2 separate regions of the Homo sapiens genome follow, and region 1 is linked to region 2. A link is an interaction called in ENCODE POLR2A ChIA-PET data of the cell type or tissue named here. Cell type or tissue: Panc1. All regions are shown on one strand. Each heading gives the region's core, and the rest is flanking DNA. Links, peaks and the distances in the headings are about the cores only.

Evidence for each region. ChIA-PET counts read pairs that join two places held together with the same protein. Peaks named below come from ENCODE experiments on the same cell type or tissue, not always from the same donor. Only the 100,000 strongest peaks of a DNase experiment are listed, where the experiment ranks them.
Region 1: POLR2A ChIA-PET joins it to region 2 with 20 read pairs; 2 of 35 experiments call an interaction of 5 or more read pairs at or near these places.

Annotation. Positions count from the first base shown.
Region 1 is chr19:41,181,058-41,194,669 of GRCh38, forward strand. It overlaps CYP2S1 (cytochrome P450 family 2 subfamily S member 1), which reads left to right and starts at 12,162. Exons shown (of 9, transcript NM_030622.8): 1 at 12,162-12,384; 2 at 13,487-13,612. The coding sequence starts at 12,208. It overlaps LOC124904790, which reads right to left and starts at 11,995. Exons shown (of 3, transcript XM_047439802.1): 1 at 11,923-11,995. The coding sequence starts at 11,995. It also overlaps the pseudogene RN7SL718P. RefSeq lists enhancers at 189-978, 11,688-12,188, 13,499-13,612 and a silencer at 12,101-12,190. In Panc1, for the core only: no CTCF peak of the experiment used is centred there; no DNase peak of the experiment used is centred there; H3K4me3 peaks cover 1,807 bases; H3K27ac peaks cover 375 bases.
Region 2 is chr19:40,639,475-40,654,323 of GRCh38, forward strand. No RefSeq gene overlaps it. Among named protein-coding and RNA genes, the nearest start is that of NUMBL, 44 kb to the right of the region's middle. RefSeq lists enhancers at 8,010-8,991, 12,764-12,813. In Panc1, for the core only: no CTCF peak of the experiment used is centred there; no DNase peak of the experiment used is centred there; H3K4me3 peaks cover 856 bases; H3K27ac peaks cover 300 bases.

The DNA of each region.
Region 1 (13,612 bases), core at 5,613-13,612, 540 kb after region 2:
GGGGATCAGCACCCCGCCCGGCCAGCCGCCCCGTCCGGGAGGGAGGTGGGGGGGACAGCCCCCGCCCGGCCAGCCAGCCCGTCCGGGAGGGAGGTGGGGGGGTCAGCCCCCCGCCCGGCCAGCCGCCCCGTCCGGGAGGGAGGTGGGGGGGTCAGCCCCCCGCCCGGCCAGACGCCCCGTCCGGGAGGTGAGGGGCGCCTCTGCCCGGCCGCCCCTACTAGGAAGTGAGGAGCCCCTCTCCCAGCCACCACCTCGTCTGGGAGGTGTACCCAACAGCTCATTGAGAACGGGCCGGGATGACAATGGCGGTTTTGTGGAATAGAAAGGGGGGAAAGGTGGGGAAAAGATTGAGAAATCGGATGGTTGCCGGGTCTGTGTAGAAAGAAGTAGACATGGGAGACTTTTCATTTTGTTCTGTACTAAGATAAATTCTTCTGCCTTGGGATCCTGTTGATCGGTGACCTTACCCCCAACCCTGTGCTCTCTGAAACATGTGCTGTGTCCACTCAGGGTTAAATGGATTAAGGGCGGTGCAAGATGTGCTTTGTTAAACAGATGCTTGAAGGCAGCATGCTCGTTAAGAGTCATCACCACTCCTTAATCTCAAGTACCCAGGGACACAAACACTGCGGAAGGCCGCAGGGTCCTCTGCCTAGGAAAACCAGAGACCTTTGTTCACTTGTTTATCTGCCAACCTTCCCTCCACTATTGTCCTATGACCCTGCCAAATCCCCCTCTGCGAGAAACACCCAAGAATGATCAATAAAAAAAAATTAAAAAAAAAAAAAAAAAAAAAAAGAATAAAAAAAATTAGTTGGGCATGGTGGCAGGCGTCTGTAATCGCAGCTACTCAGGAAGCTGAGGCAGGAGAATTGCTTGAACTTGGGAGGCAGAGGTTGCAGTGAGCTGAGATCGTGCCACTGCACTCCAGCCTGGGCAACAGAGGGAGACTCCGTTAAAAAAAAAAAAACAAAAACGAAGAAGTCAAGGCAAAAGTAGAGAGTTTATTTATTTGAGCCAAGCTTGAGGGTTGCAAATCAGAAGTATAGATTCAAATTGCCCTGAATATGCACTCTGATTTAGCAGTACTTGCAAGTTGGATTTATTTTATTTTATTTTATTTTATTTTTTGGTCTGAGACAGGGTCTCACCGTGTCACCCAGGCTGGAGGGTAGCAACAAGATCATAGCTCACCACAGTCTTGAACTCCTGGGATTAAATGATCCTCTTGCCTCAGCCTACCAGTGGATTTTTTTTCTTTTTTGAGACGGAGTCTCACTCTCTTGCCTGGGCTGGAGTGCAATGGCGCGATCTCAGCTGATGCACCTCTGCCTCCCAGTTTCAAGCAATCCTCCTGCCTCAGCCTCCCAAGTAGCTGGGATTGCAGACGTGCACCACCATCCCTGGCTAGTTTTTGAATTTTTATTTTAATCTTTTTTTTTTTTTTTAGTTTTTCTTAGTTTTTGTATTTTTAGTAGAGGCGTGGTTTCTCCATGTCTGCCAGGCTGGTCTCGAACTTCTGACCTCAGGTGATCTGCCCACCATGGCCTCCCACAGTGCTGGGATTACAGGCATGAGCCACTGTGCCCAGCGAACAAGTGGATTTTTAAAGGTAAAAAAAGGGGGACAGGGAGTGGGACTGACACAAGTGGATCGCTTGAGCCCAAGAGTTTAAGACCAGACTGGGCAACATGGCGAAACCTCATCTCTACAAAAAAAAGTACAAAAATTAGGCAGGCATGGTGGTGCATGCCTGTGATTCCACCTACTCAGGAGGCTGAGGTGGGAGAATCACCTGGGCCTGGGAGGTCGAGGCTGCAGTGAGCCATGAACCTGCCACTGCACTCCAGTCTGGGCTATGGGGTGAGACCCTGTCTCAAAAAAACTCAATAACCACCCCCGCTAAAAAAAAAAAAAAAAAAAAATGCTTGTCAGGAATTCTTATTGGTTTACAAAAATAACATAACTCTCAGGAGTTTGAGACCAGCCTGGCCAATAAGGTGCGCGCCACCACGCCCAGCTAATTTTTGTATGTTTAGTGGAGATGGGTTTTCTCCATGTTGGCCAGGCAGGTCTCAAACTCCTGACCTCAGGTGATCTGCCCGCCCCGGCCTCCCAAAGTGCTGGGATTACAGGCATGAGCCACTGCACCCACCCCTTGACTTCTTTCTTTTAGGTCCACAGTACATAGAACATGTCAGGAAAAGAAAGGATGGGGTGAGGTGATGGGGTGAGGATGTAGGATAATGGGACAGGATGAGCAGTGGGATGAGGGGATGGAATGAAGGACTGGATAAGGGATAGGTGGGGGTAAATGAGAGCATGGGGGAGGCAGTGCTCTCCTGATGGTGGGGTGCACGAGTGGATGGATGACAGGATAAATAGGGAAGGGAGGAGGGATAGGATGACGAGACGGCTGTAGAAGCCCAGAGCAGAGAACATTGCTGCTTTGGGGTCGATGATGTAATCACCTCAACTCACTGACACTATTCCCAGCCACGGATGATGCTCACAGAATCTGGGGAAGTCCAAGGCCTGGAAGCAGGACTCATCTTGGACTTCCCCTTCTATCTAGTTCCAGGTGCTGAATGAGGCACCTCTGAAGAAGAGAAAGGAGAGAGACTAAGATAAACAAGACTGAGAGGAAAAAATCAGAGTGGGCAGGCAGAGTGAGCCTGGTAAAGTGGACCACAGAGCAGACAGGCTGTGGCTTAGCCTTGGACAGCAGGTGGGGTTCCAGAGCCATATGCTTGGAGGAGCCTTAGCAAACTAAATCCCCCAGCAGTTTCTTAAACCCATCCATCACACAGCTTGCCAGAACCCTGGGGTTGGCAGCTTCCAGAATGGTTAGGAAAATCCACAGTAGTGGTCAGGCGCGGTGGCTCATGCCTGTAATCCCAGCACTTAGGGAAGCCAAGGCAGGCGGATCACTAGGTCAGGAGATCGAAACCATACTGGTTAACACGGTGAAACCCCGTCTCTACTAAAAATACAAAAAATTAGCTGGGCATGGTGGCATGCGCCTGTAATCCCAGCTACTCGGGAGGCTGGGGCAGGAGAATCACTTGAACCCGGGAGGCAGATATTGCAGTGAGCCGAGATCGCGCCATTGCACTCCACCTGGGCAACAGAGCGAGACTCCGTCTCAAAAAAAAAAAAAGAAAGAAAGAAAAAGAAAATCCACAGTAGGGGGCCAGACACAAAAATGATCACTCCAGCACTGTCCAGCCCAGATCAGAGGGTTTCTGATGGGAAGTAGCTGGGGTCAGGGCAAGGAGTGGTGGAAAAAGTCAGGCTGTTTTCAGCTGAACTATACAAATGGGCATCTCCTGGCCCAGGGTGGGGATTTGGCATTGCAGAAAGGCCAGAATCCACCTGGAATCACTCAGTTACTGTGAAATCTATCTTGGGAACCTAAGAATGTTTGCTTTCTAGACTTGAGAATTTTGGACACTTGATTGCTTTCTGGATGAATTTTAGAGATTTATAAATTGTATTGAAAGTGTTTATTCGACAAGATGTTTATTGAGCATCCACAGTGTGTTAGGCACTGGGGATACAGCAACACACAAAACAGACAGAGAATCGGCCCTTATGGAGAGACCATTTCAGTGGGAAAAGGGAGTATAAAAAAGCAAATCAAGGTCGGGAGCAGTGGCTCCCACCAGTAATCCCAGAACTTTGGGAGGCCGAGGCAGGTGGATCGCTTGAGCCCTGGGCAACATAGCTAAACCCTGTCTCTACAAAAAATTAGCCAGGCATGGAGCGCGTACCTGTAGTCCCAGCTACTCAGGAGGTCGAGGCAGGAGGATCGCTGACATCTGTGAGGCAGAGGCTTCAGTGAGCAGAGATCACACTACTGCACTCCAGCTTAGGCAACAGAGCAAAACTCTGTCTTTAAAAAAAAAAAAAAGTAGGCCGGGCAGGGCCGGGCCCAGTGGCTCATGCCTGTAATACCAGAACTTTGGGAGGCCAAGGTGGGTGGATCACTTGAGTGAGGTCAGAAGTTCAAGACCAGCCTGGCCAACATGGTGAAACCCTGTCTCTACTAAAAATACAAAAATTAGCTAGGCATGGTGTCACATGCCTGTAGTCCCAGCTACTCAGGAAGCTGAGGCAGGAGTATCACTTGAATCCAGGAGGCAGAGGTTGCAGTGAACGGAGATCACACCACTGCACTCCAGCCTGGGCAACAAGTGTGAGACTCCATCTCAAAAAAGAAAGTGAATCAATATATAAAATATAAAAAGACAAAAAATAATACACGTTGGCAATGATGTGGAGGAAAGGAAACATACCCTGTTGGTGAGAATGTAAATTAGTCCAGCCACTATGAGAAACAGTATGGAAATTTCTCAAAAAACTATCATAAGGGCTGGGTGCGGTGGCTCACGCCTGTAATCCCAGCACTTTGGGAGGCCGAGGTGGGTGGATCACAAGGTCAGGAGATCCAGACCATCCTGGCTAACACGGTGAAACCCCGTCTCTACTAAAAATACAAAAAAAAAAAAAAATTAGCTGGCCATGGCGGCGGGCACCTGTAGTCCCAGCTACTCAGAAGGCTGAGGCAGGAGAATGGCGTGAACCCAGGAGGCGAAGCTTGCAGTGAGCCGAGATGGCACCACTGCACTCCAGCATGGGCGACAGAGCAAGACTCCATCTCAAAAAACAAACAAAAAACAATCATATGATCCAGCAATCCCACTACTGGGAATTTATGGAAAGGAAAAGAAATCAGTGTATCAAAGGGATAGCTACACAGCAATGTTTATTACAGCACTATTCACAATAGCAAAGATATGGAATCAACCTAAATGTCCATCAACAGATGAATGGATAAAGAATATGTGGTACATCTACACAATGGAAAACTATTTGGCCGTTAGAAAAAGAATAAAATCCTGTCATTTGCAGCAACATGTGAAACTGTCTGTCCCTACAGGGTTGACAAGAACTGCAAGCCAGGTTCTAGATAGAAATATAATTAAGCATTGGCTGGGCACAGTGGCTCACACCTGTAATCCCAGCACTTTGCGAGGCCGAGGTGGGCAGATCACTTGAGGGCAGGTGTTCGAGACCAGCCTGGCCAACATGGTGAAACCCTGTCTCTACTAAAAATACAAAAAGTAGCTGGGTGTGATGGCAGGTGCCTGTAATCTCAGCTACTTGGGAGGCCTAGGCAGAATTGCTTGAACCCGGGAGGCAGAGGTTGCAGTGAGCCGAGATCATGCCATTGCACTCCCAGCTTGGGTGACAGAGTGAGACTCAAAAAAAAAAAAAAAAAAGAAAAAGAAAGAAAGAAAGAAAATTAAGCATTAATCATGCTGCACTTTGGTCCACTTCCTTGTTGCTGAAAGCCACATAGCTCTAGATGCTGACCATTTGTATCCCCATTGTTCTTATAGACAGCATCGCTGACCTTAGAATCATGATGTTTTTGTTAAGGATCACGTCAGATGTTTTTTGGACCCCCAATTCCAGCCACCAGTTTGAAGACCCCTACAGAGGATGGGGATTGTCAGGCCTCTGAGCCCAAGCTAAGCCATCACATCCCCTGTGACCTGCACGTATACATCTAGATGGCCTGAAGTAACTGAAGAATCACAAAAGAAGTGAAAATGGCCTGTTCCTGCCTTAACTGATGACATTACCTTGTGAAATTCCTTCTCCTGGCTCATCCTGGCTCAAAAGCTCCCCGGCTGAACACCTTGTGACCCCCACCCCTGCCAGCCAGAGAACAACCCCCTTTGACTGTAATTTTCCACTACCTACCCAAATCCTATAAAACGGCCCCACCCCTATCTCCCTTCACTGACTCTTTTTGGACTCAGCCCGCCTGCACCCAGGTGAAATAAACAGCCTTGTTGCTCACACAAAGCCTGTTTGGTGGTCTCTTCACACGGACGCGAGTGAAAGGGATCAGCATGAGACTATAACTTCTTCTTCCACCCTCTGTCCCGTGACTTCACTCTGCACTCTTCAACCAATCAACGATCTCCACCCTTCAGCCCACTCCAAAACCCTTGAACACCCTAGCCCCAAACTCTTAGGGGAGATGGATGTGAGGTTTCCCCCCATCTCCTCATTCAGTGACCCTACAATTAAACCTGCTTCTCTGCTGCAAACCAGTTATAACTGTAGTAGGCTCATTGCCCAGTGCACACAGCAAATCAACAGGAGACACTGGGTTGCAGGAGAGAAGAGGTTTCATCGTAGGGTCGCCAAAAGAGATGAGGAGTTGAAGAATGTAGGGTGAAGTCACGGGACAGGGAGATGAAGAAGCCACATTCTCATGCTGATCCCATTCCCCAGTGGGTAGCCTTCACACTGGTTGCTGGAATTCAAGGTCTGAAAAGCATCTTTTTACATTTTTGTTTATGTATTTATTATTATTATTATTATTATTATTATTATTATTATTATTATTGAGATGGAGTCTCACTCTGTCTCCCAGGTTGGAGTATAGTGGTACAATCTCGGCTCACTGCAACCTCTGCCTCCTGGGTTCAAGCAATTCTCCTGTCTCAGCCTCCTGAGTAGCTGGGATTACAGGTGTGAACCACCTCCCCCCACCACCTCCACTCCGCTAATGTCCTTTGTATTTTTAGTAGAGATAGGGTTTCACCATGTTGACTGGGTTGATCTTGAAGTCCTGACCTCAAGTGACCTACCCACCTCAGCCTCCCAAAGTGTTGGGATTATGGGTGTGAGCCACCGTGCCTGGCCCTGAAAAGCATCTTAAGTGATTCTTTCTTTAACAAAAGCCTTATGACTCTAATATCAGAGATTCTGTCTATAGGAACAATGGGGGTGCACATGGTCAGTATCTAGCTCTACCTGAGTTTTAGCAACAAGGAAATGGACCAAAGTGCAGCCCGAATAACACTTAATTATAAGTATGTTTCTGTCCAGAACCCAGCATGCAATTCTTGTCAGCCCTGTGGGAATGGTTTCACAGTGTCTCGATATACTGACTTGCTGTGTGCATTGGGCAACAAACCTATTACAATTACACATGGATGTAACTGGAGGTCATTACATTAATTGAAATAAGCCAGGCACAGAAAGATAAACAATGCATGTTCTTACTCCCAAGTGGAAGCTAAAAAAGTTGATCACATGGAGGTAGAGAATGGAATGATGGATACTAGAGACTGGGAAAGGCGTATGGGTGGGGTGGGGTGGGGAGAGAGGTTGGTTAATACACCTAGACAGAAGGAATAAGTTCCCTTTTTTTTTGAGACGGAGTCTCACTCTGTTGCCCAGGCTGGAAGGCAGTGGCACAATCTCAGCTCACTGCAACCTCTGCCTCTTGGGTTCAAGCAATCCTCCTGCCTCAGCCTCCAGAGTAGCTGCGATTACAGGCACGTGCCACCATAACCGGCTAATTTTTTTTTTTTTTTCAGACGGAGTCTCACTCTGTCACCCAGGCTGGAGTGCAGTGGCACAATCTCAGCTCACTGCAAGCTCCACCTCCCAGGTTCACGCCATTCTCCTGCCTCAGCCTGCCGAGTAGCTGGGACTATAGACGCCTGACACCACGCCCGGCTAATTTTTTGTATTTTTAGTAGAGATGGGGTTTCACCGCGTTAGCCAGGATGGTCTTGATCTCCTGACCTCGTGATCTGCCCGTCTCGGCCTCCCAAAGTGCTGGGATTACAGGCGTGAGCCACCACGCCCGGCAAGAACTTTTAAGTTTTCTTATCTATAGGATGTTGCAATCATCATCTTTAAACATTAGACATGGAATCTTTATAATAATCTTGCCATATATATATATATATATATATTTTTTTTTTTTTTTTTTTTTTTTTTTTGACACTGAGTCTCACTTTATCGCCCAGGCTGGAGTACAGTGGCACAATCTTGGCTCACTACAACCTCCACCTCCTGGGTTCAAGTGATTCTCCTGCCTCAGCCACCCCAGTGGCTGGGGACTACAGGCGTGCACCACCACATCCAGTTAATTTTTTTTTTTTTTTTGAGACGGAGTCTCGTTCTGTCGCCCAGGCTAGAGTTCAGTGGGGAGATCTCAGCTCACTGAAACCTCCGCCTTGTGGGTTCAAGCAAGCAATTCTCTGCCACAGCCTCCCGACTAGCTGGGATTAGAAGTGCCCACCACCACGTCTGGCTAATTTTTGTATTTTTAGTAGAGACGGGGTTTCATCATCTTGGCCAGACTGGTCTTGAACTCCTGACCCCGTGATCCACCCACCTCGGTCTCCCAAAGTACTGGGATTACAGGCGTGAGCCACTGCGCCTGGCCGGTTAATTTTTATATTTTCAGTAGAGACAGGATTTCACCACGCTGGCTAGGCTGGTCTCAAACTCCTGACCTCAGGTGATCCACCCGCCTTGGCCACTGTGCCTGGTCAACAGTCTTTCTATTTTTATTCTAGGCTGGAGACCTTTGTCTCAAAAACAAAACGAGAATGCTCCCTGGAGTCTGTACTGATCCCTCTTCCCTCCCACCGTAGATTAGTTTTCTCCTTGCATTTAAAAAGACCTTTCTGGCTGGCATCCAGTGAATGAATTGTGGAGGAGGGGGAGAAGGAGAGAGGAAGCAGGTAGCTCAGTGGGGAAGCTACTGCAAAATCCTGGCAAGCAATGACAGTACCTTGAATCAGGGCTGGTGTCAGTTGGATCAGGGTGGTAGGGAAAGGAGGAAATGGATAAATTTGGAATGTATTTGGAGGTAGAGCCAGCAGGATTTGCTGACAAACTGGGTTTAAAGTCAAAGAGAGAAATCAAGGTTAAACCTGACAAATAAAAACAGATGTGGTCTCAGGCGAGTAGAGACATTATGCAGAAAGACTATTGCATCAGGGGGAAAGATGGCTGTAAAAACAATGAACAAGACCAGAATCTGATAACCCAGAAGGATGTGTTGTCTAATGAAACTAATTTTTTCCCCTCCTCCTATTTTTTTTTTGAGACGGAGTTTCACTCTTGTTGCCCAAGCTGGAGTGCAATGGCGCGATCTCGGCTCACTGCAACCTCCGCCTCCCGGATTCAAGCGATTCTCCTGCCTCAGCCTCCCTGAGTAGCTGGGATTACAGGCATGCACCACCACACCTGGCTAATTTTGTATTTTTAGTAGAGACGGGGTTTCACCATGTTGGCCAGGCTGGTCTCAAACTCCTGACCTCAGGTGATCTGCCCACCTCAGCCTCCCAAAGTACTGGGATTGCAGGCATGAGACACCGCGCCCGGCCTCTCCTATATTTTGTTGTCATCAGCAAGTGAAAAGATGGTGATACCTTTTACAGAGGTAAGGAAGGAGGTGAGAGAAAGTATTCCCAGATGGGGTGGGAAGCTGGTACAGCCCACTTTGCAGGAGGTGGGGGAATCGGGAATTCTTTTATATCCATGAAGTTTGAGATGTCTGTTAGCTCTCCCAGGGGTAGAACAGAGGGAGCAGATAGGCTCAAGGTTGGATTTGGAACGTCCTAGAAACCTTCCAGAACAAGGCAAAGGAGGAACTGAGAACTGGCATTTACTTCATAGCAAGAGCGTATGAGCCTCCCCACCCCTCCTCCTTTGGCTTCAGGGCACCCCTGGAATGTTAGAGGCTAGAATCAATGCTAAAGAAGACCACAGTCAAGGATTCCCCAGACTCCAGGGAGCACTCTGGCTATGCTCTTGAGAGAAAGGGCTCTGGACTAGAATACAAATTGCAAGATTGCAGGCCGGGGGCAGTGGCTCATGCCTGTAATCCCAGCACTGTGGGAGGCCGAGGTGGGTAAATTGCCTGAGGTCAGGAGGTCGAGACCAGCCTGGCCAACATGGTGAAACCCCAACTCTACTAAAAATACAAAAGTTAGCTGGGAGTGGTGGTGGGCGCTTGTAATCCCAGCTACTCAGGAGGCTGAGGCAGGAGAATCACATGAACCCAGGAGGCAGAGATTGCAGTGAGCCAAGATCGTGCCACTGCACTCCAGCCTGGGCAACAGAGCGAGACCCTGTCTCAAAAAAAGATTGTGAAAATTCTAAGAATCTAATTTTTTTTTTTTTTTTTTTTTTTTTGAGACGGAGTCTCGCTCTGTCGCCCAGGCTGGAGTGCAGTGGCGGGATCTCGGCTCACTGCAAGCTCCGCCTCCCGGGTTCACGCCATTCTCCTGCCTCAGCCTCCCAAGTAGCTGGGACTACAGGCGCCCGCCACTACGCCCGGCTAATTTTTTGTATTTTTAGTAGAGACGGGGTTTCACCATTTTAGCCAGGATGGTCTCGATCTCCTGACCTCGTGATCCGCCCGCCTCAGCCTCCCAAAGAATCTAATATTTTAAAACTCCAGCATATGCAACTCAAAGCTCATCTAATTATACACTTAAGAGTTATGTATTTCATTGTATATAAGATACCTTGAGGAACAAAAAGTATCTGTAAACAAATACTGAGCTCTAGCTACTGATATGCATGCTGATGTATTTGGGAGTGAAGTGTACTGGTATCTGCAACTGACTTTGAAATGCTTAAAAAAAAATCAATGGATAGGCAAAATGAACAGATATGTAATGAAAAAAGGGCCAGGCACAGTGGCTCATGCCTGTAATCCCAGCACTTTGGGAGGCTGAGGTGAGAAGATCACCTGAGGTCAGGAGTTTGAGACCAGCCTGGTCAACATGGCAAAAACCCCGTCTCTACTAAAAATACAAAAAATAGCCAGGCATGGTGGTGCACGCCTGTAATCGCAGCTACTTGAGAGGCTGAAGCAGGAGAATTGCTTGAACCCGGGAGGCAGAGGTTGCAATGAGCCAAGACTGTATGCTATTGCACTCCACTCTGGGCAACAGAGTGAGACTCTATCTCAAACAAAAAAAGAATAGATAGGTAACAAAGAAAGGATAATAAAATGGTGGAATCTGATGGGTATACAGGTGTTCACTGTATGTTTGAAATTTTAATATTTTTATAATAAAATACGAAATCAAAATGCAAAGCAAACAAAGTAACTGCCCTGCTGAAAACCCCTCCAGACAGCTTCCGTTTGCAATAGAAATAAAATGCAGTCTTTTCCAAGACCTTGCAAGATGGCCCCTGCAGACTTCATGAATCTTATCTCCTACATTCAATCTTTGAAAATATAACAAATATTTATTGAGTGCCTACTGTGTGTCAGGCACTGCACTATATGTTGGGGATACAGCAGTGAACCAAACCTACAATAATTCATGCACAAATGGTTCTAACATTCTTCCTTCTCAAGAAGCCCATTCCCCTGGCAGGCCTTCTCACTTCCTGAAATTGTTTTCATCTCATCTTCATCTGCATGTGGATATGAGCTCAGGAAGGCCAGAGCCCTTCTCTCCATCGCTCATAGCTGCACCCTCGGGTCTAGAACAAGGTCTTGTTTATAGTAAGACCTCAATAACAGTTAGTTGCAGAAATATTAGCTAACATCTATTTAGTGCTTGTTACATGTGCACCTGCGTCTGCTTTAAATGGTGTGCACAGATGTACTATTTAATCCTGAAAACTAGCCCCATTTTACAAGGCTAACAGAGGCACAGAGGAATTAGGCTGTGAATTCAAGCAGTCTGGCTTCAGCCATCACGGTCCTAACCGCTCTGCAAACTGCCTCTAAACGAATGAATGAATGACTCAATCATTCTAACTGGCCCAAGTCAAAATATTAACTCTGCCACTCAGCCAAGTTGACCTGGGGCCAACCGATTTATCTCCCTGGACTTCAGATTGTTTATCCTTAAAGGTCAAGTCCTTCCTCTCAGTTCGTGAAGATGTAAGATGCTGGAGAAAATTGACTCAAAGACACCCCATACACGCACGCACACAGGAACCCACATCCGAACAATGAGCGAGGTAGGAGCTGGGGAGAGTGGCGCGGGGTCACCGCCAGATGCGGGGTGTGGCAACCTCCAGGCGGCCAAAGTCTCTGACTTCCAGGTTCTTCTGTTTGCTTACTCCCTATCCGGGGGCCCAAGGCGCTGTCTCCGCCGCCCAAGCCCCGCGTAAACCTGGGTGACCTCGGAGACATCCGTTGGAGCATGAGTTCCCGACATCAGGCGGCGGCGGTGGTCCGGGAGAAACCCGGCGGCGGGGAGATAAGCCTGCCCAGGAGGCAGGGGGCTGGGCTAGCTGCCCCGCCCCGCGCCTGACTTCGTTGGGGAGGGAGACGCCCGGCTCCCGCCCCTAACTAGCCCAGCCGCGCGGAGCGCCTGGGAGAGGAGAAGGAGCCGACCTGCCGAGATGGAGGCGACCGGCACCTGGGCGCTGCTGCTGGCGCTGGCGCTGCTCCTGCTGCTGACGCTGGCGCTGTCCGGGACCAGGGCCCGAGGCCACCTGCCCCCCGGGCCCACGCCGCTACCACTGCTGGGAAACCTCCTGCAGCTACGGCCCGGGGCGCTGTATTCAGGGCTCATGCGGGTAAGGGGCTCTGGGGACGTCCTGGCTAGGGGTGGGAGGATTCCTGGGAGAGAAACCCGAGTGCCAGGGTGAGGGGCTTTTCGGGTATCCTAGGGAGGAGGCAGGGGCAGGGGTCCCAAGGCAAAGGGGCTGCTGCTGTCCTGGGGTTGGGGGCAGGAGCAGGTTGTCCAGGGCTGAGAAGGGGAGAGGTGCCCGGGAGAGAGGATCGTGGGGTGGGGGACCAGGGCTAGGAGGGGCAGAGACCTCTGCCTACAGAATCCTGGGAAGGTGATGGGCAGGGACCGAGGCTGAAAGAGACAGGAGTCCTCCAGCCGAGGAGAAGCTGATGCAGCTGGGCTTGTCCCAGAGGGAGAGGTAGCTGGAGCCATACAGGTGGGGCATGCTGAAGAGGGCACAAAGAAGAAAAGGGGGAGGCGTCCCTGCGGGGAGTTGGAGGCAGAGAAGAGGCTGGAGGGTTGCAGGCTCAGAGAGGGGGTCCCGCTGAAGGAATCTGCCAGCAGAGAATGCAGGATGGGAGGATGGGTGGAGCTCAGTTGGGAGTTCCTGGGACTGGGGAGGAAGGAGAGCAAGAAAGAAGGCAGAGGCAGCCCCAGCCTTAGGGGATAGCAGGTGGGAGTGGGCAGAGGCCTGAAGTTTCCCATTCAAAAGGATTCTGGGTGACTTCAAGGACGTAGAAAAAAGGGTGGGGTCTTGGGGGAGAGATGGGGCGGATACTCAGCAGTGTCTGCTCCAGAATTTCAGGGTTTTGTGGTGACTGAAAGGGGTGGCTGGATATTTGGGGGGCAGGGAGGGCCCTAAGGAATTAAGGGAGACCCAAACTGCTTCTGGATTGCCCAGCGTCAGAGGTTAGGGTTCAGCAGGAAGCAAGGGAACGACAGGAAGTTGGGGGATGCCACTGAAGGATGTACTGGGGGAGGAGGCCCGGGAGCCTAGTGCAAAAAGAGAACTGAGCCTCAGCTATTTCTGCTGGGATGGGGGCAGGTTCCTGGTAGAGGGCGTAGAAGCTAGACCCGGTGGCTCCTCAAGTGACAGGGGCCATGATGGAGACACCTTGGATCGAAGAGGTCACAGCACCCTCCTCTTTCTTCCTCCCTACCCCCAGCTGAGTAAGAAGTACGGACCGGTGTTCACCATCTACCTGGGACCCTGGCGGCCTGTGGTGGTCCTGGTTGGGCAGGAGGCTGTGCGGGAGGCCCTGGGAGGTCAGGCTGAGGAGTTCAGCGGCCGG
Region 2 (14,849 bases), core at 3,584-11,583:
TGGAGTGCAGTGGTGCAAGTCATGACTCACTGCAGCCTAGACTTCCTCGGCTCAAGCCATCCTCCAGGCCTCCAGGGCTACCACAACCCAGCCAATTTTTTGATAGAGACGAGGCCTCCCTTATTGCCCAAGCTGGTCTTGAACTTATGGGCTCAACTTATCTACCCACCTCGGCCTCCCAAAATGCTGGGATTCCAGGCCTGAGCCACTGTGTTCCGCCAATCTCATTCAAAGTAAGAGCCAAAGTCCTCACTGTGGTCCAGCAGACTCTGCACCGTCTGCTTCTTGTTCCCTCTCTGACCTCACCTCCCCTCCACCCCCCACACGCTCCTCTGCAGCAACACGGATCTCCTTGTTGTTTCTCTAAGATCCAGACATGTTCCCATCCCACCCCAGGACCTTGGCACTGGCTGTTCCCTCTGCCTAGGGGACTCTTTCCACTAGGTTCAGTTTCTCTTTTTTTTTTTTTTTGAGACGGAGTTTTTTCACTCTTGTTGCCCAGACTGGAGTGCAGTGGCACGATCTCGGCTCACAGCAAGCTCCTCCTCTCAGGTTCAGGCAATTCTCCTGCCTCAGCCTCCCGAGTAGCTGGGACTACAGGCACCCGCCACCACCCCCAGCTAATTTTTGTATTATTAGTAGAGACGGGGTTTCACCATGTGGCCAGGCTGGTCTCGAACTGCTGATCTCAAGTGATCCATCTACCTCAGTCTCCCAAAGTGCTGGGATTACAGGTGTGAGCCACCGCGCCTGGCCCCCTTGGCTCAGTCCCTCACCACCAGCAGAAGAATGGATAAACTGATCCCACAGTGGCCTGCAATGTGTGTGTGCTGCAATGAGAATAACCTGTAACTGCACACGACAACCAGGATGAATTTTTTTCACGGTGCTGACTGAAAAAAGCCAGATGCTAAAAAGAACATATTTTCAGATTGCATTTACATGAATTCAAAACAGGCACAACCAATCTATGCTGTCAGAAGTGAGGGTGATAATGACCTTGGAGGGAGGGCAGGTGATAAGGGAGCGCCGAGGGGGCTTCTGGGGGGCTGGAGATATTGCTTCTTGGGCTGGTGGCTGGTGACACAGGTGTGTTCAATCGGTGATAATTCCTCCAGCGGTTACACTTACGGTTTGTACTTTCCTGAATATGGGTCTACTTCAAGAAACCACTGCTGAAAACGAGGAGCTGCACCCACCACCCAGTGTCCCCTCCATCCAGTTTAAGCAACAGGACATTCTCAGCCCCCCGGGGTCCCTCCCTCCCAATGCAATGTGCTTTTATGTCTTCAAGGGGCCTGGCCACCACCTTGGTTGCTTCCCCCAGCTTGCTATGCATGTCACCCCACGCATGTTCCAGGCAGCTCCACAGAGGTCCCCAGAGAGAAGGCAGGCTGTGGGTGGGAGGAAGGGCAGGGGTGGGGGACGTGGCTTCCCAGCGGAGCCCGGGCAGGGGGAGGAAACATTTCTGCAACACCCCACACCAAGTCCTGACTTCGGGGGGGCTTTGCAGGGTGAATTCTAAGTGCCCAGGGCCCCATGTGAAGGGGTCAACTGTGTCTCACTCTGTGTCTGTCTCTCTGTCTGTCTCTCTTCCTGTTTCCTCCCTCCCTCCCAGTCTCTCTCTCCTCAAGAAGAAAAAAACTCACAACTATTTACATAACAATTTTATATCAGACTGTAACCCAAAAACCCAAGTTCCAACTTCGAATTTTTCAATAAACTTTGAATAAATAGTAGTGCTATTTTTCTTTCTTTTTTTTTTTAGTACTGTAATGTTTACTTTTAAATTTAATTTTTACTGGCAGACTTTACGTATATGAGGTTCAAGAAAAGAAAATCTCCACTGTTTACATTTCTTTTCTGACTATTAATATTGTTCATTTCATTTCCTGATTATTACTGGCAATAATTTTGTCCTATGGGGAAGGGAGGCGCTTGGCAGGCCTCGAGTTATCCTTTGAGACATGGGGGTCTGTGGTCAGATTTAGAAAGTGCTTGTGGGTGGCTGGGTGGGAGTGGGTCATGGGAGACATAAGGGCAGGCTGGAGTCCAGGGAGGAGGCCGGCCGGGCAGGGACCCAGGCAGCGGAGATGGACAGGGCCATGGAGAATCTGGGAGGCGCAGGCCCTGGGGACTGTGGATTGGGGAAGGAGATAATTTTATTTTATTATATTTTTTTGAGACAGAGTTTCAGTCTGTCTCCAAGACTGTAGTGCAATGGCACGATCTCTGCTCACTGCAACCTCTGCCTCCCGAGTTCAAGGGATTTTCCTGCCTCAGCCTCCCAAGTAGCTGGGATTACAGGCACGCACCCTCACACCCAGCTAATTTTTAATATTTTTGGTAGAGACGGGGTTTCACCATATTGGCCAGGCTGGTCTCATACTCCTGACCTCAAGCGATCCACCTGCCCCGGCCTCCCAAAGTGCTGGGATTACAGGCATGAGCCACGACGTCTGGCCTAATTTTTTGTATTTTTAGGAGAGACAGGGTTTTGCCATGTTGGCCAGGCTAGTCTTGAACTCCTGGCCTCAAGTGATCCGCACACCTCAACCTCCCAAAGTGCTGGGATTACAGGTGTGAGCCACTACGCCCCGCCAAGGGAAGGGGAGAATTTGAGTGCTATTGAAGGTAGAAAACACAGAACATAGGCTGGGTGTGGTGGCTCATATCTCTAATCCCAGCACTTTGGGAGGCCAAAGTGGGAGGCTGGCTTAATCCCAGGAGTTCGAGATCAGCCTGGGCAACATAGTGAGACCCCTGTCTCTACAAAAAATTAAAAATTAGCCAGGCATGGTGGCACCCACCTGTACTCCCAAGGCTACTTAGGAGGCTGAGGTGGGAGGATCGCTGGATCCCAGGAGATCTGAGGTGAGCCGTGATCATGCCACTGCACTCCAGCCTGGGCAGCAGAGTAAGACCCTGTCTCCAAAAATAAAAAATAATTTAAAATAAAGCGCGGAACACTGTCAGGTTGTCTGTGGGGGAGCAGCGGGCAGGCGACCAGGAGGGCTGGCTGCTCTGTGCAGGGCTAGTGCCTGGGTTGGGATGACTCGGCCTCAGAGCTGTAAATAAAGAAGGAAGAGGGCCGGGCGCGGTGGTTCACGCCTGTAATCCCAGCACTTTGGGAGGGCGAGGTGGACTAATCACCTGAGGTCGGGAGTTCGAGACAAGTCTGACCAACATAGAGAAATCCCATCTCTGCTAAAAATACAAAATTAGCCGGGTGTGGTGGCACATGCCTGTAATCCCAGCTACTCGGGAGGCTGAGGCAGGAGAATCGCTTGAACCCGGGAGGCAGAGATCACAGTAAGCCGAGATCACAACACTGCACTCTAGCCTGGGCAGCAAGAACAAAACTCCATCTCGAAAAAAAAAAAAAAAAAGTAGAAGAAAGAAAGAGCTGCCACAGTTGAGAGCTTCCTGGATGCCTTTGTTAACTCTTGGGGTTTTCACATACCCATCTTACAGATGGGGAAGCTGAGGCTCAGAGAGAGGAAGGCCCAAGTGGAAGAGCAAGCCTGGAGCCCAGGTCTCCTCCTGCCTAATCCTGGGCTTTTGCTGGTGGACTCCCGCCCAATCTTGAATAACTTCAGGCCTTAAACAACCTCCCACGATTGCTTTTCCTCCCATTAGAACAATAAATGCAGATACAAAAACCAACTATGCTTGTCTACAAAGCCCAAGAGAATTTTTGAAGTAATAAAACTGTCATGAATGCAGACTGTGGTGATTACATGACTTACGAATTTTTCAAAACTCAGAATCGAGCCAGATGAAATGATCCTGCCTGCAATCCCAGCACTTTGGGAGGCTATGGCAGGAGGATCATTTGAGGCCAGGAGTTCAAGACCAGCCTGGCCAACATGGTGAAACCCCGTCTCTACTAAAAATACAAAAATTAGCTGGGTGTGGAGGCACATGCCTGTAATCCCAGCTATTTCAGCAGCTAAGGCAAGAAAATTGTTTGAACCCGGAGGCTGAGGTTGCAGTGAGAAATGATCGTGCCACTGCACTGTAGACCCTGTCTCAAAAACCAAAACCAAAACCAAAAAAAGAAAAAAAAACCCTTAAGAATCAGGATTATACACGAGCACACGCACACTCACCCATAAATTTTACCATTTGTAGAAAAGAAGAAGAAAATTCAAAACCAAATACAATGAATGTACTTTCTCTGGATTCCAATTCACACCAAACAACTGTAAAAATCTGTTTTTGAGACAATTGGGGAACACAAACTGGCTTTTAGGAGATATTAAGGAATTTCGGTTAATTATGCTAGACTTGATAATGCCATTGTGGTTGGGTAATGCCCACATACCATGCCTTGGCTGGGCGTGGTGACTCACACCTGTAGTCCCAGCATTTTGGGAGGCCCAGATGGGAGGATTGCTTGAGCTCAAGAGTTCGAGACCAACCTAAGCAACATAGTGAGACCTCATCTCTACACAAAATTTTAAAAAACATTAGCCGAGTGTGGTGGGGTGCGCCTGTAATCTCAGCTACTCAGGAGGCTGAGGTGGGAGGAGTACTTAAACCCAGGAGTTTGAGGTTGCAGTGAGCTGAGATTGTGTCACTGCACTCCAGCCTGAGCGACAGAGCAAGACCGTCAAAAAAATAAAGAAAGAAAAGAAAATGTACCCTATTCTTCTCTTCAAGGTGCTCATTGAAGTATTTACAAATGAAACAACATAATACCTCTCACCTGTAATTTTTTAAAATTTTTATTTATTAATTTTTTAGAGATGGGGTCTCATTCTGTTGCTCAGGCTGGAGTGCAGTGGCATGATCACAGCTCACTGTAACCTCAAACTTCTAGGCTCAAGTGATCCGCCCGCCTCAGTCTCCCAAATAGCTGAGATTACAAGCACTGGCCACCATGCTTTGCTAATGTTTTAAAAATTATTTTTGTAGACACAAGACTATATTGCCCAGGCTGGTCTCAGACTCCTGGCCTCAAGTGATCCTCCCAACTTGGCCTCCCAAAGTCCTGGAATTACAGGCCTGAGTCACCGTGCCTGGCCAATTTTTTTTTTTTTTTGAGGTGGAGTCTCGCTCTGTCGCCTAGGCTGGAGTGCTGTGGCCTGATCTCGGCTCACTGCAAGCTCCGCCTCCTGGGTTCACGTCATTCTCCTGCCTCAGCCTCCCGAGTAGCTGAGACTACAGGCCCCCACCACGCCTGGCTAATTTTTTGTATTTTTAGTAGAGACGGGGTTTCACCATGTTAGCCGGGATGGTCTCGATCTCCTGACCTTGTGATCTGCCTGCCTCGGCCTCCCAAAGTGCTGGGATTACAGACGTGAGCCACTGCGTCCTGCCCTGCCTGGCCTATTTTTTATTTTTATGTTTTTTACAGACAGGGCCTCACTATGCTGCCCGGACTCGTCTCAAACTCTGGGCTCAAGCGATCCTTCTGCCTCAGCCTCCTGAGTAGCTGGGACTACAGGGTGTGATTTTTTTTCAAGTATTCAAAAAAATGGGGAGGGGAAAGAAGATGAAATGGCAAAATATTGATGGTTCTTGAACCTGGGTGATGAGTATATGTAAGCTTATTGTCTCTTGACTTTTTGTGTCTGTTTGAAAATTTTCATGATATAAGAGTTTAAAAACTGAAAATAAAATTTATTGAAGGAGAGTTTGGGCCGGGTGCAATGGCTCGCGTTTATAATCCCAGCACTTTGGGAGGCCAAGGCAGGTGGATCACCTGAGGTCAGAAGTTCAAGATCAGCCTGGCCGACATGACAAAACACTGTCTCTACCAAAAATACAAGAATCAGGCTGGGTGCGGTGGCTCATGCCTGTAATCCCAGCAGCACTTTGGGAGGCTGAGGTGGGTGGATCACAAGGTCAGGAGTTCAAGACCAGCCTGGCCAAGATGGTGAAACCCCGTCTCTACTAAAAATACGAAAATTAGCCAGGTGTTGTGGTGGGCGCCTGTAAATTCCAGCAACTTGGGAGGCTGAGGCAGAGAATTGCTTGAACCTGGGAGGCAGAGGTTGCAGCGAGCCGAGATTGCGCCACTGCACTCCAACCTGGGGGACAGGGCGAGACTCCTTCTCAAAAAAAAAAAAAAGAAAAAGAAAAAGAAAAATTAGCCAAGCGTGGTGGCAGGCACCTGTAATCACAGCTACTCGGGAGCTGAGGCATGAGAATCGCTTGAACCCGGGAGACGGAGGTTGCAGTGAGCCGAGATCGTGCCACTGCACTCCAGCCTGGGGTATAGAGCGAGGCTCTATCTCAAAAAAAAAAAAAAAAAAAAAAAAAAAAAAAAAAGGAGAGTTTGGCGTTCATCAAGCAACATTTGGAAACTACAGAGAACTAGCAAGGCAAAGACGCCCCTCCCATCCCTAAGTCCTGTACCACTATGGTTGTTGACATTTTGATATATTTCCTTTCAGCCTTTTCTATTCTCTGTGAGCTTTTTAAATGCGTGTGTTGTGTGTGTGCACGTGTGTGTTTTACATAACTGTGTGAGCAAATTGTTTATACAGCCCTGTTTTTTCCCCTCTTAAAATGTAAGCTGTTCCCCTGTTAAAACATCTTTGGATAAACACAATCTCTAATGTTTGCACTATGTTTATTCAAAAGGGCAGCATTGCCAGAGGTTGAAGCTGTTTCCAATTTCCTCCCATTATAAATAATCCCCTCATGGACCTCCTTGTGTGTCCCAGAGGAGGGATTCTTGGGCCAAAGGGTGCGGACCCTTTGGCAGAGCTCATGGTCAAAAATCTCGGCAGAGTTTCAGCCTGACCCGAAGCTAAGATGACCTCATACGGTTAAAGTGAGATTGGACTGCTATTTATTTCCTGAACGTTTGATTCATGACTCAGGCTTGTCAGGGGATCTTTTTTTTTTTTTTCTTCTGTATGTGCTTGGTTGCAAGAAACAGAAATCCATTCACACTAGCTCACGTCAAAAGGGCAAGAGAATCGCTTGAACGCGGGAGGCGGAGGTTGCAGTGAGCCGAGATCGCGCCACTGCACTCCAGCCCGGGCGACAGTGCGAGACTCCGTCTCAATAACAAACAAACAAACAAAAAAAGGGCGGGGGGTGTTGTATCCTTCAGCAAGTAAAGCTCATATTCAGCTTGGACTAGCTGTCTGCGGAGCATGTTGTTGGGGTATATCTAGGCTATGTTGATTGTTGAAATACTGAATTATTTCCGTATTGGTTGGTAAATCATTCTGTCTCAAGTCGCTCCAATGACGTCCTCCACCAAGGCCACTCTAGCTGCCCTGGTCCCTCTCCCAGGACTTCCCAGACCTCTCCACAATGCAGGAAGTAAAGGGTCAATATCGGGCACAGAAGTGAACCATGCTGCTCGGTCAGTGCCCAAAGTATTGGTTGTGAAATTCATTTTTTCTTTTCTTTTTTTTTTTTTTGGAGACAAATTCTCACTATGGAACTCAAGCGATCCTCCTGCCTTGGCCTCCCAATGTACTGGGATTAAGGTGTGAGCCACTGCACCTGGACTGCTTGTAAAATATTTGATGATTCGCCTAGATGCAAGTACCAGAACAGCTGACTCAAATGGCTTAAATTGTAAGGGGAATCTGTGGCTGGAAAATCCACACTTGTGCTGGCTTCAGCCAAAGTTGACACAATGGCTCAGCCATGTCACCAAGGACTTTCTTTTCTTTCTTTCCTTCTTTCTTTCTTCTTTCTTTTTTTCTTTCTTTTCTCTCTCTTTCTTTCTCTCTCTCTTTTTTTTTTTTTTTTTTGACGTAGTCTGGTTCTGTTGCCCAGGCTGGAGTGCAGTGGCACAATCTTGGCTCACTGCGGCAACCTCCAATTCCCCGGAATTCAAGTGATTCTCCTGCCTTAGCCTCCCGAGTAGCTGGGACTATAGGTATGTGCCACCACGCCCAGCTAATTTTTGTATTTTTATTTTTTTATTTATTATTTTTTTAATCATTCTTGGGTGTTTCTCGCAGAGGGGGATTTGGCAGGGTCACAGGACAATAGTGGAGGGAAGGTCAGCAGATAAACAAGTGAACAAAGGTCTCTGGTTTTCCTAGGCAGAGGACCCTGCGGCCTTCCGCAGTGTTTGTGTCCCTGGGTACTTGAGATTAGGGAGTGGTGATGACTCTTAACGAGCATGCTGCCTTCAAGCATCTGTTTAACAAAGCACATCTTGCACCGCCCTTAATCCATTCAACCCTGAGTGGACACAGCACATGTTTCAGAGAGCACAGGGTTGGGGGCAAGGTCACAGATCAACAGGATCCCAAGGCAGAAGAATTTTTCTTAGTACAGAACAAAATGAAAAGTCTCCCATGTCTACCTCTTCCTACACAGACACAGCAACCATCCGATTTCTCAATCTTTTCTCCACCTTTCCCCATTTTCTATTCCACAAAACTGCCATTGTCATCATGGCCCGTTCTCAATGAGCTGTTGAGTACACCTCCCAGACGGGGTGGTGGCCGGGCAGAGGGGCTCCTCACTTCCCAGTAGGGGCGGCCGGGCAGAGGCGCCCCTCACCTCCCGGACGGGGCGGCTGGCCGGGCGGGGGGCCGACCCCCCCACCTCCCTCCCGGACGGGGCGGCTGGCCGGGCAGAGGGGCTCCTCACTTCCCAGTAGGGGCGGCCGGGCAGAGGCGCCCCTGACCTCCCGGACGGGGCGGCTGGCCGGGCGGGGGGCCGACCCCCCCACCTCCCTCCCGGACGGGGCGGCTGGCCGGGCAGAGGGGCTCCTCACTTCCCAGTAGGGGCGGCCGGGCAGAGGCGCCCCTCACCTCCCGGACGGGGCGGCTGGCCGGGTGGGGGGCTGACCCCCCCACCTCCCTCCCGGACGGGGCGGCTGGCCGGGCGGGGGGCTGACCCCCCCACCTCCCTCCCGGACGGGGCGGCTGGCCGGGTGGGGGGCTGACCCCCACCTCCCTCCCGGACGGGGTGGCTGCCGGGCGGAGACGCTCCTCACTTCCCAGACGGGGTGGCTGCCGGGCAAAGGGGCTCCTCACTTCTCAGACGGTGTGGCTGCCGGGCTGAGGGGCTCCTCACTTCTCAGACGGGGCGGTTGCCAGGCAGAGGGTCTCCTCACTTCTCAGACGGGGTGGCCGGGCAGAGACGCTCCTCACATCCCAGACGGGGCGGCAGGGCAGAGGCGCTCCCCACATCTCAGATGATGGGCGGCCTGGCAGAGATGCTCCTCACTTCCTAGATGGGATGGCGGCCGGGCAGAGATGCTCCTCACTTTCCAGACTGGGCAGCCAGGCAGAGAGGCTCCTCACATCCCAGACGATGGGTGGCCCGGCAGAGACGCTCCTCACTTCCCAGACGGGGTGGCGGCCGGGCAGAGGCTGCAATCTCGGCACTTTGGGGGGCCAAGGCAGGCAGCTGGGAGGTGGAGGTTGTAGCGAGCCGAGATCACGCCACTGCACTCCAGCCTGGGCACCATTGAGCACTGAGTGAACGCAACTCCGTCTGCCATCCCGGCACCTCGGGAGGCCGAGGCTGGCGGATCACTCGCGGTTAGGAGCTGGAGACCAGCCCAGCCAACACAGCGAAACCCCGTCTCCACCAAAAAAATACGAAAACCAGTCAGGCGTGGCGGCGCCTGCAATCCCAGGTACTCGGCAGGCTGAGGCAGGAGAATCAGGCAGGGAGGTTGCAGTGAGCCGAGATGGCAGCAGTACAGTCCAGCTTTGGCTCAGCATCAGAGGGAGACCGTGGAAAGAGAGGGAGAGGGAAACCGTGGGGAGAGGGAGAGGGAGAGCGAGAGCGCATCAGAGTATTTTAACAGCAGAATTGATCAAACAGAAGAAAGAATTAGTGAGTTTGAAGACAGGCTATTTGAAAATACACAGTCAGGCCGGGCCCAGTGGTTCATGCCTATAATCCCAGCATTTTGGGAGGCTGAGGTGGGCGGATCACCTGAGGTCAGGAGTTCAAGACCAGCCTGGCCAACATGGCAAAACCCCGTTTCTAGTACAAGTACAAAAATTAGCCAGGAAATGGTGGCATGTACCTGTAGTCCCAACTACTCAGGAGGCTGAGGCACAAGAATGACTTGAACCCAGGAGGCAGAGGTTGCAATGAGCCGAGTTTGTTCCATTGCACTCCAGCCTGGGTGACAGAGTGAGGCTCTTTAAAAAAAAAAAAAAAAAGTCCAGGCGCAGTGGCTCATGCCTGTAATCCCAGCACTTTGGGAGGCGGAGGCGGGCAAATCACCTGAGATCGGGAGTTCAAGACCAGCGTGACCAACATGGAGAAATCCTGTCTCTACTAAAAATATAAAATTAGCCGGGCGTGGTGGCAAATGCCTGTAATCTCAGCTACTCAGGAGGCTGAGGCAGGAGAATTGCTTGAACCCAGGAGGCAGAGGTTGTGGTGAGCCAAGATGGTGCCATTGCACTCCAGCCTGGGCAACAAGAGTGAAACTCTTGTCTCAAAAAAAAAAAAAAAAAAAAAAAAAGATGAAAGAAAGAAAGAGAAAGACACAGAGACAAAAAAAGAAGAGAAAGAAAAAGAAAGAGGAAGAAAGAAAGAGAGAAAAGAATAAAAAAAAAGAGGAAGAAAGAAAGGAAAGAAAAAAAGAAAAGAGAAAGGAGGGAGGGAAGGAAGGAAGAAAGGAAGGAACGAACAAACACAGTCACAGGAGACAAAAGAGAAAAAGTTTTTTGTATTTTTAATAGAGACCGGGTTTTACCATGTTGGCCAGGCTGGTCTTGAACTCCTGACCTCAAGTGATCTGCCTGCCTTGGCCTCCCAAAGTGCTGGGATTACAAGCGTGAGCCCCCGTGCCCGGCCAGACCCCATTTCTCCCATTTCTTTTTATCTCTCTGCTTTATCTTTTCCAGTGGAAGCTCCCAAGATGACTACCTCCAGCCTCTGGCCACAGGGAACCTTCTTCATATCCCACAAGCAAAGGAGAGCACCTTTGGCTCAGGTTTCCTGCCAAAGTAATGAGGCTAACTCTGATTGGGCCAACAGAGGGCACGTGTTCATGCAAGAGCCAATCACTGTGATCGGAGGGACAGAAGGAAAAACCATAATGGCCAGATTGGCTGAGCCAAGTCACATGTTCCTCAAATAGTAAGGTGAGTGGCTCACACTAGGGCTGCAGGAGCCACACCTGGGTTCAATTTCCATTCCAAACAAATTTCTGTCTTCTCTGCCCTGTTTCCCGTCAGTAACATAGAGATAATGAAGGCACTCATATGGTAGAGTTCCCGTGAGGATTAAATGAGTTAGTTAATGCAAAGCACTGAGAATGGTGCCCATATACAGAAAGCGTTCAAATGTTAGCTTCTGTTATCGTCATTACATGGCCATTCTCACCTCTTAAGGCTGCTTTTCTTTGCAAGCTCCTTATGCTCCACACATTTCCCTCTTTCTAGTTACTATTGCTTGGTAACAAATCACTCCAAAATATGGTGGCCCAAAACAACAACAGTCATCCTATTATTTTTCACTGTGTCTGTGGTCAGAGTTTTGGGAAGGACCCAACTGGGCAGTTCTGACTTGGAATTTCATATGGTTGCAGTCACTTGGCAGCTGAAACTGGAACAGGGAAGCAGCTGGGGGTGGATGGATCTCTCTCTCTCTCTCTTTCTCTTACTCTCTCCCCACTCCATGTTGTCTCAGGGCTTCTCAATGTGGTCTCTCCACGCGAACTGGTTTGGGCTCCCTCACATCATGACAGCCTCTGGGCAGTTGGACTTACATGGCAGCTTCGGCATCCAGTACAAGTGTTTTATGAAAGTAGCAGCCGCGACTGGGTGCGGTTGCTCACGCCTGTAATCCCAACACTTTGGGAGCTTGAGGCAGGTGGATCACCTGAGGTCGGGAGTCCAAGACCAGCCTGGAAAACATGGTGAAATCCCGTCTCTACTAAAAATACAAAAATTAGCTGGGCATGGTAGCACGGGCCTGCGGTCCCAGCTACTCAGGAGGCTGAGGCAGGAGAATCGCTTGAACCTGGGAGGCGGAGGTTGCAGTGAGCCGAGATCACGCCACTGCACTCCAGCCTGGGCGACAGAGTGAGACTCCATCGAAATGAAAGAAAGAAAGAGAAAGAGAGAAAGAGAGAAAGAAAGAAGGAAGGAAAGAAAGAAAGAGAGAGAAAGAAAGAAAGGAGGGAAGGAGGGAGGGAAGGAGGGAAGGAAGGAAGGAAGGAAGGAAAGAAGGAAAGGAAGGGGCCTTATCTCTTCTGATCTAGCCTTGGAATCATGCAGCATTACTTCTGCCACATAGTCTTGGTTACAAGCAAGTCACAAACTGCCTAGATGTAAGGGGAGCTTACACAAATTCCACTTCCCAATGGAAGGGGTATCAAAGTTCTAGAGGAATATATGGGCTGGGAAACATTGTTGCCACCATCTTTGGAAGTTACATCTGGCTTTTACTGGTACTGATTTAAGACCCACCTCTATACAGCCTGTGCCCAATAACATCCACCTGGGCACAGCTCCAACTCCCTGTTCTAAACAGAAATAGTTTATTGAGAAATCTCAATCCCTTGGGATCAAAAACATGACAGTTTCCATTTGTTCTGCAGTGACTGCTCTCTACCTGCTATCTATTGTTTTCCAAGACTATGATCCAAAATCACAGCATCCAAGACTGTGTCTTTTTTATTTATTTATTGTTTTCGAGACAGGGTCTCACTCTGTCGCCCAGACTGTAGTGCAGTGGCGCAATCTCCACTCACCGCAACCTCTGCCTCCCAGGCTCAAGAGATTCTCCTGCCTCAGCCTCCTGCGTAGCTGGGATTACAGGTGCACACCACTACTGCCTGGCTAATTTTTGAATTTTCAGTAGAGACAGGGTTTCACCATGTTGGCCAGGCTGGTCTTGAACTCCTGACCTCAAATGATCCACCCACCTTGGCCTCACAAAGTGCTGGGATTACAGGCATGAGCCACCACAGCTGGCCCCAAGACTGTGTCTTTATTATTATTATTATTTCGAGACAGAGTCTAGCTCTGTCTCCTAGGCTGGAGTGCAGTGGTGCGATCTCAGCTCACTGAAACCTTCACCTTGCCAGTTCAAGCCATTCTCGTGCCTCAGCCTCCGGAGTAGCTGGGATTACAGGCACGCACCACTACACCCGGCTAATTTTCGTATTTTCAGTAGGGACGGGGTTTCCCCATATTGGCCAGGCTGGTCTTGAACTCCTGACCTCAAGTGATCCACCCACCTCGGCCTCCCAAAGGTGGCTCACAGAAGTGAGCCACCACGCCCGGCCTGTCTATTATTTTTATTTTTAAAAATAAATGTATTGTTAATTTCCTTTTTCCTGTTGGATAAAGGCTACAGGGAAACTTAATGACAATTTTGCTAGAGTCTTTAATATTTCTCTCATTTTCATTCATTTAAAAACATAGCCTTCAGGCCAGGCACGGTGGCTCACACCTATAATCCCAGCACTTTGGGAGGCCGAGGCAGGTGGATCACTTGAGGTCAGGAGTTCAAGACCAGCCTGGCCAACATGGTGAAACCCCGTCTCTACTAAAAATACAAAAATTTAAAAATTAGCCGGGCATAGTGGCATGTGCCTGTAGTCCCAGCTACTCAGGAGGCTGAGGCAGGAGAATCACCTGAACCCAGGAGGTGGAGGTTGCAGTGAGCTGAGATCGCACCACTGCACTCCAGCCTGAGCGACAGAGTGAGACTCGGTCTCAAACAAACAAATACACAAAAAAACCCACAAAGTTCATGGGGAGGGAAAGGTGTAGCCTCTCTTGAGAACTTTCCTCTCTCATTTTCCCCCCAAACAGGATGATGCTTCCTTTCTCTTCTCTATCCTTTTCTGGACAGCCTTGGGTCCTCTCAGTAACTTATTTGGGTAAGTGGCTGGTTATAATGGCAGTGACCTCGAACTTAGGCTCTGGGGTAGTTGGCCACTTTTGTCCTCAGTTTTGGGCAGTAGTAGCAATTCTGGAAGTTCTGGGAAAAATCCAATTTGACATCATAGTACGAACCTGAAGGAAAGGTCTTGATCCCAAAGAGCTCTCGGCAGCTCATGGCTGTGACTGTCATCCAGGGCCTGGGCCTGGGGAAATGTTTGGGGATCTGTGGGATCCTTTAGGGACTGTCACAGTGACTCGGGAAATGTTGCTATAGGCAACTGTTCTGGAACTTTTTGGTCTTAGGACTCTTTTACATTCTTAATAGTATCAAGGACCCCAAACAGCTTTTATTTGTGTGGGTTATAACTTTTTTTTTTTTTTGAGATGGAGTTTCATTCTAGTCGCCCAGGCTGGAGTGCAATAGTGTGATCTTGGCTCACTGCAACCTCTGCCCCACAGGTTCAAGCAATCCTCCCACCTCAGCCTCCCGAGTAGCTGAGACTACAGGTGTGCGCCATCACGCCTGGCTAATTTTTTTGTATTTTTATTAGAGACAGGGTTTCACCGTGTCGGCCAGGCTGGTCTCCAACTCCTGACTTCAGGTCATCCATCCGCCTCGGCCTTTCAAAGTGCTGGGATTACAGGCATGAGCCACTGCGCCCGGCCTGTGTGGGTTATAGCTATTGATATTTACCATATTAGAACTTAAAACTGGCCATTTAAACAAATTTTTTATTATTGATTGATTTTTGAGACAGGGTCTCACCCTGTTGCCCAGAGTGGAGTGCAGTGGCATGATCACAGCTCACTGCAGCCTCGAACTCCTGGCCTCAAGTGATCCTCTCGCTTCAGCTTTCTGAGTGGTTGGGACTACAGGTGTGCACCACCACACCCAACTAATTTATTGATTTTTTTGTATACACAGTCTTGCTGTGTTGCCTAGGCTAAAACTGACAATATTAAAATCCAGCCATCCACAAGCACACACTGGCAGAGCAATTATGTCATCACATGTCATGGAGCCATTGTATGCTCATAAGTGAATGA